Regions from separate parts of the Homo sapiens genome. Here region 2 is linked to region 1. A link is a loop called in an ENCODE intact Hi-C map of the cell type or tissue named here. Cell type or tissue: OCI-LY7. All regions are shown on one strand. Links, peaks and the distances in the headings refer to the core of each region. The heading gives the core; the rest is flanking DNA. Region 1 has its middle 12 kb from the start of LINC01460. Region 2 has its middle 44 kb from the start of PLB1.

Evidence for each region. Peaks named below come from ENCODE experiments on the same cell type or tissue, not always from the same donor. Only the 100,000 strongest peaks of a DNase experiment are listed, where the experiment ranks them.
Region 2: a loop joins it to region 1, with 6 times the contacts of the local background. A loop is called at or near these places in 88 of 110 quality-filtered maps.

What each region holds. Positions count from the first base shown.
Region 1 is chr2:27,702,288-27,705,196 of GRCh38, reverse strand. No RefSeq gene overlaps it. Among named protein-coding and RNA genes, the nearest start is that of LINC01460, 12 kb to the left of the region's middle. RefSeq lists a silencer at 1,232-1,301. In OCI-LY7, for the core only: CTCF peaks have their summits at 1,039 and 1,257 (motif pointing left); a DNase peak (open chromatin) is centred at 1,276.
Region 2 is chr2:28,450,939-28,453,847 of GRCh38, reverse strand. No RefSeq gene overlaps it. Among named protein-coding and RNA genes, the nearest start is that of PLB1, 44 kb to the left of the region's middle. RefSeq lists enhancers at 1,091-1,604, 1,605-2,118. In OCI-LY7, for the core only: CTCF peaks have their summits at 954 and 1,162 (motif pointing right); a DNase peak (open chromatin) is centred at 1,177.

The DNA of each region.
Region 1 (2,909 bases), core at 189-2,688:
AAACATTTTCATCCTCATCCCCTAAAGTCGACTCTCGTGACACCAGGGACACTCGTGTATACTTTGGAAAACTGTCTCACAACCTCTCTGTATTACGAAGGATGCAGCCAAGTGGCTGCCCTTGTTGAAATGCTCAGCCAGTAGGATCACTCATAGCCACCACTGTCTTTGTTAGGGCCGTGCCTCAAAATCACAAAATTATTGAATCATGGAGGATAAGAGATAGATCATGGACTCTAACTCTGGAGAAGGTGTTATACAACACACCCAGCCATAGCCCTAAAGATTAAGGGGCACCATTCAGGGATATAAAGATGAATCAGATATAGTCCTTGCTCTTAAAAACTCACTAAGCTTACAGACATAAACAATTGAAAACTAGAAGGACTAAGCAAAGGAACAGAAATGAAAGAAACTCACATCTAGATGTAGTTCCACCACAAACTCGGTGTGCCTTTGAGCAAGTCACTTCATGTGTCTAGCCTCAGGTTTTTTTTGTTTTTGTTTTTGTTTTTTGAGATGGAGTTTCGCTGCAATGCCCAGGCTGGAGTGCAATGATGCAATCTGGGCTCACTGCAACCTCCACTTCCTGGGTTCAAGTGATTCTCCTGCTTCAGCCTGAGTAGCTGGGACTACAGGCAGGGGTCACCATGCCTGGCTAATTTTTGTATTTTTTGTAGAGACGGGGTTTCACCATATTGGCCAGGCTGGTCTCGAACTCCTGACCTCAGGCGATCCACCTGCCCCAGCCTCCCAAAATGCTGGGATTACAGGTGTTAGCCACCCTGCCCAGTGCCTCAGTTTCTTTAAACAGAGGTAATTAACATCTGTTTTTACCTTTTAAGTCTAATAGGGGATTCGGATTTTTTTTTTTAACAAGTGTGAAAAAAATCCTCTGTAAACTGTAAAGCTGAAATATAGTGTGTAAGGAATAAATATGCAATGCCCAAAGTCCTCCATAGAATATTGGCATTATAAATGGAGAGCGACTTTCTCTAAGTGAAATTAAGCACTGGAAAAGGCAGTTTTGGAGGAGAGTTGGGAGCACCATTTGGGCCTGACCGGTGTCTCTGGCTAACTTTCTGCTGCCAGGTCTTGGGTCCAGGAATGTCTGTGAGCGAAACTAGCTTGCTGCTCCTAACTTTTTCACAATCCTCCTTTTTTTCTGATTCTTACTCTTTCTTCTGCTTTGAAACCTTTATCTTCTTTCAGCCCCTTGTGCAAGCTGACCGCATTGTAATGGGTCTATACTGCCCCCTTGTGGTCACTCCCTGCCGTGGTTGCATTAACTTCTGACGGGGTGTGCGTGATAAAGGCAGACCTGAGGAAACCCAACCAACCCCAGCTAAATGCAGCTGGTCCTGGAAAATCCAAATTAAAGCCAGCTGCTGGAGTGCAGCGCTCCTTGATGGGAAGGAGTAGTTCATGCCTGGTTTTGCCCCAAGTAGGACATAAATCCAGCCCTCTGGATTAAACTTGCTAAAATGGTCAGTTCCTAGACTATCCAGCTTGTCTGGAGCAAGGTCCTGGAACTAAAAGTGGCTAGAAGGTATCCCTTCTCTGACAGAAAAACCCAAGGATAGGAAGGGCTGGGGCTAGGACCTGCCCTTCAGCCCTCCACCCATTGAAACCAACAGTTAACTAACTGAGCACCAATTTGTGAACTGCTAGGTGCCATGGATGGGGTACAAGATAATGTAGTTCCTGTCCTCAAGAACTTGTAAGTGACAAACGTAAGTAACCCAAACACACATATCAGTAATGAATATCAAGCCGTTGGAGTAAGGGCTGTAATAGAAGTAGAAATAAAGTGCTGTAGCGCTAGTGGGGAAGGAGGGATTAGTGATAGTCTCTGCAATCAGGGAGGCCTCCTGAAGGTAGTTTGGGGCAAGCTGATTGTGTTAAAAATGAGTCGGGCCTGGGGGAGGGAGGGAGGAATGGGTGGAGCACAGAGAGATTTTTAGGGCAATGAAACCATGTTTGTCTGTATACTATAATGGATACATGACGTTACACATCTCTCCAAACCCAGAGAATGTACAATATCAAGAGTGAGCCCTAATGTAAACTGTGGACTTCAGGTGATATCGATGTGTCAATATAAGTTCATCAGTTGTAACAAATTTACCACTCTGGTGGGGAATGTTGATAATGGGGGAGGCTGTGTATGAGAGGAGTGGGGACAATGGCAAATCTCTGTATTTTCTGCTCAATTTTTCTGTGAACCTAAAACTGCTCTAAAAAATAAAGTCTTAAAAAGAAAAAAAGTAGTACCTTACTTACCAAACATGAGCAAGGAAGACCACAATGACACTCATAATAACTACATGGGGTGGGGGGAGGTGATTATGTGTTGGACATGGCTAAAAGTTTATATTTGTTACTTAATCTCTGCAACAATACTGTTGGGTAGGTATTATTTTCTCTATTTAATAGACAAGGAAACTGAGGCCTATGCAGAAAGGCTTGATAGAAAATATAGGGAGAGGAAAAAGCAAAGGTGTGTTTGGGGCAAATAACCTGTTATTTCTAGAGTAGCAGGTATGCCTCATCGGGTGGAAGAAAGGGAGGGACAAGGGCAGGTGTGGGGTCATGATGATAGAAAAGCACAGGAACCCTATGATAAGGCTTTTAAAGCCTCAAAGGAATTTGGACCCTCACACTTTGGACACTGGAAAACCTTTTGAGATTTCAGAGCAAGGGACTCTGCTCAGGGATGTGTTTGACATATGTGGAGGAGAGTTGATAAGGCAGAGATGAGAGGGAGACCTGTGGAGTCATGAGGTGAAGGGAGCTTAGATTAGGGCAGTGGGCAATGCAAAGGCATAGATCCTAAAACTTCCACATGGAGAAATTAAAATGGGCTAGGGGAATAAAGAAGGCAGAGGTACCCTTGATGGAAAACACTG
Region 2 (2,909 bases), core at 97-2,596, 750 kb before region 1:
ACACACACACGGTGCCCAGGCCACCCCAGGCTCCTTTCCCTGGGAGCCCTCGAGCTGAGCCCTGGCCCACCTCTGTCCACAGCAATCCTTCGCACTCATCCTGCAGGCTCTTCTCTCTGCTGTCTGTTCCAAAGGCGCCTTCCCTCTTCTATACTCCAGAGCCTGCCCCAGGCCCTCCGCCCTGGTTCTGGCCATGGGGGCTTTCCACTAGATTTATCTGTACAGGTGACCGCTCCCCGTGTAGCCGCCAGCTCCCTGAGGGTGGGGCTCAGGTCCCTGTGCTGGGACCCACCTGGTCTAGGGGTCACAACCGCTGGCCACCCTGCATCAGGCCCTGTCAGGGAGCCCTGGGAGTCAGTAGTTTAGCAAACCTGTCTGGGGCCTTCCCCCTAGAAGCCACGGGGGCAGTCATGAAGAAATGGAGGGTGAAGGTGGGTGAGGCCAGGACAGGTGGCGGTCCACACACTTGCTGTGTTAGTCATCAAGGGCACCCAGCAGGGCAGAGGTCATCCCTAAAGCTGTGGCGAAGGGGATGGGTGGGGAGAAGGAGACAACGCATGCCAGGGAAAAGGCATCATGTCAAAACATCTTGCTGGAAAGGCAGTTTTCCTTCCAAACTCCCCAACAAGACCCGAAACGGTAAGTGGAAGGATGTCTTGATTAATCTCAGGCTGACGTTTTGCATTTGCTCTTGCAGCCAACACACACCGAGCCATCAAATCACCCTCCTGCTCCGTGCCAGACTCCGAACATGGAGTCCTCATTCCTGCCTCAGCAGCACTGGACAGAGCTTCTCTGTCCTCCCCCCTGGAAACGAGCCCCCAGCACAGGACCAAACAGATCATTGCTTCTACCTAGTGGAGCTAATAGCTGTTCATTGACCACATAGTCACTGGTCCCCTACTCTCCCAGCCCCTTGCTAAGCACGTCACATGCATTATCTCATTTACAAATGGGGTGGTTCCCAGAGATGGTTCTGGGGACCACAGTGGAGTGGGGAGGGGGCACTTCTGACCTGAGTGGAGTGAAAAGACAGCTGGCCCAGTCTCTTTTTGCGTCTGCTGCCCAGCATCATTGTCAACAGAGTCCACCTCATGCTTAGGAATGGCCCGGTTTGGAAGGTCAATTCTAGGTTCAGAGATTGGCCCAAGGCACCCTGTACCTGAGAGGGGCAGACACTAGAGGGCGCAAGGGAGCTGCGCTTGGTGGCCCAGGCTCAGGGATGTCAACTGGGCTGCAGCCTTGGGGCAAGGGCTATCTGCAGAGAGTGGAGGTGGGAGGCAGGTGGGGGGAGCGGGGGAGAGTGCCTAACCCTGCTCCCTCACAGAGCCCTTGCCCAGACCCAGCCCTAGCCCACATCCTCTCACCTCCATCAATCGCCCAGCAGGAGCCTGACCGGCCTGGGAACACAAGAGGGAAAAAGAGGTTCTGGGCCTGGCCTCTCCCCTCTCCACCACTTCAGCCCAGCCAGGCCCCAGCAAGCCTCTCCCCTGGGCTGGAGCCCTCAGACTCTCAGGCCGCTCTCCCGATGGGCTGGGACTGCAAATGAACCACGTTCTGGAAAAACAGCCAGGCCGTGCATCAAAGAAACTCCACGGCCCTCCAGGGGGTAGGTGTGGGGCGGGCCGGAAGCAGGAGGTGGAAGGACTGATAGAGCCCTTGGTTAGGAGTTCCGGTTCGGAACACCTTCTCCTCCTTAACCCACCCTCAGGAGCCACGAGGGCTCAGTTACAAGGCTCAGGTGGCAGCATCCTGGCCTGTGAATCAGGCTGACCAGGGTCCCTGCCCCGCCTGCTCCCACGGCCACAGGGCTTGTAACCTATGAAAAGCCCACTTCTCATGGTCCTAGCCTGGCCAGAGGTTCTGAATGTGCCACTGCCCCGTCCAAGACTCTGCCCGCAATCAGACGTGGGGCAGAGGGGGCGCCTCCAGGAGGCAAACTTTCCATTCCCACTGGGACAATGCCATGACCCCAGCCCCTGCTGACTCCTCTCCAGCCAATGGATCAGGCCACAGGAGGCCCTGCCTGCCTCCAGAAACTGGACGCCCCAAGCCTCTAAGTCCTCTTCTTGAGAGAAGGCCACATAAAAGGCAAGGTGGTGACGTCTTAGAGGCACGTACTTCGGTGTCCCACAGACTTGGGTATAGGTTGTATCTCTGATATTAGCGCCTTGGGCACAATACTTCACTTCTCTAAGCCTGGGTTGATTCACCTGTAAAAGGTAATAAGAACATCTACTTCACAAGGCTGGTGTAAGGATTAAATGCTACAAAGAACAGAAAGCGCAGAGCCGAGTTCCTGGTGCCCAAGCCAGCAGGAAAGTGGAGGAAGATGCTCTGAGCAGCACCTGCAGGGCCCTTCCGGCTCAGCCCAGTTTCTCTCTGCAGTGGAGTCCCAGTCTGCAAGCTAAGAACGGAGATGGACTTTCAATCCCAGCTTGGTATACATGGTATACACGGGTGAATTTTCTATTAGACAGTGGCACCAACGGATGTAGGAAGCCATGAATGCCTCGGTGTCAGCAGCCTCAGCCTAAGAATCATTCATTCATTCATTTGTTCATTCATTCACTTATTCAACAGACACCTTTTTGTCCAGACAGTCCCAGATTACAACTGTTGTCCAGATGTAATTATTAATAGCCTCCTTTGACCTTGAAGTGTCCCAGTTTGGATGATAAATTATACGGTCTCTCTGCCTACTGAGCACCTACTATGTGTCAGGTCCCAGGCTAGGCCCCGGGGATTGAGAGAGAGATAACGTAATGGCCCTGCCCTCTAGGGCTCCGGAGACAAGGCGGCGATTGCAAGGCAGTGTGAGAAGGCGGGGATGGACATGCTGCCACGGGACCCCTGTACCCCTTGACAAACCTGTCAAGAAACAACCTTTGACTTTCCTGCCCTTCTTG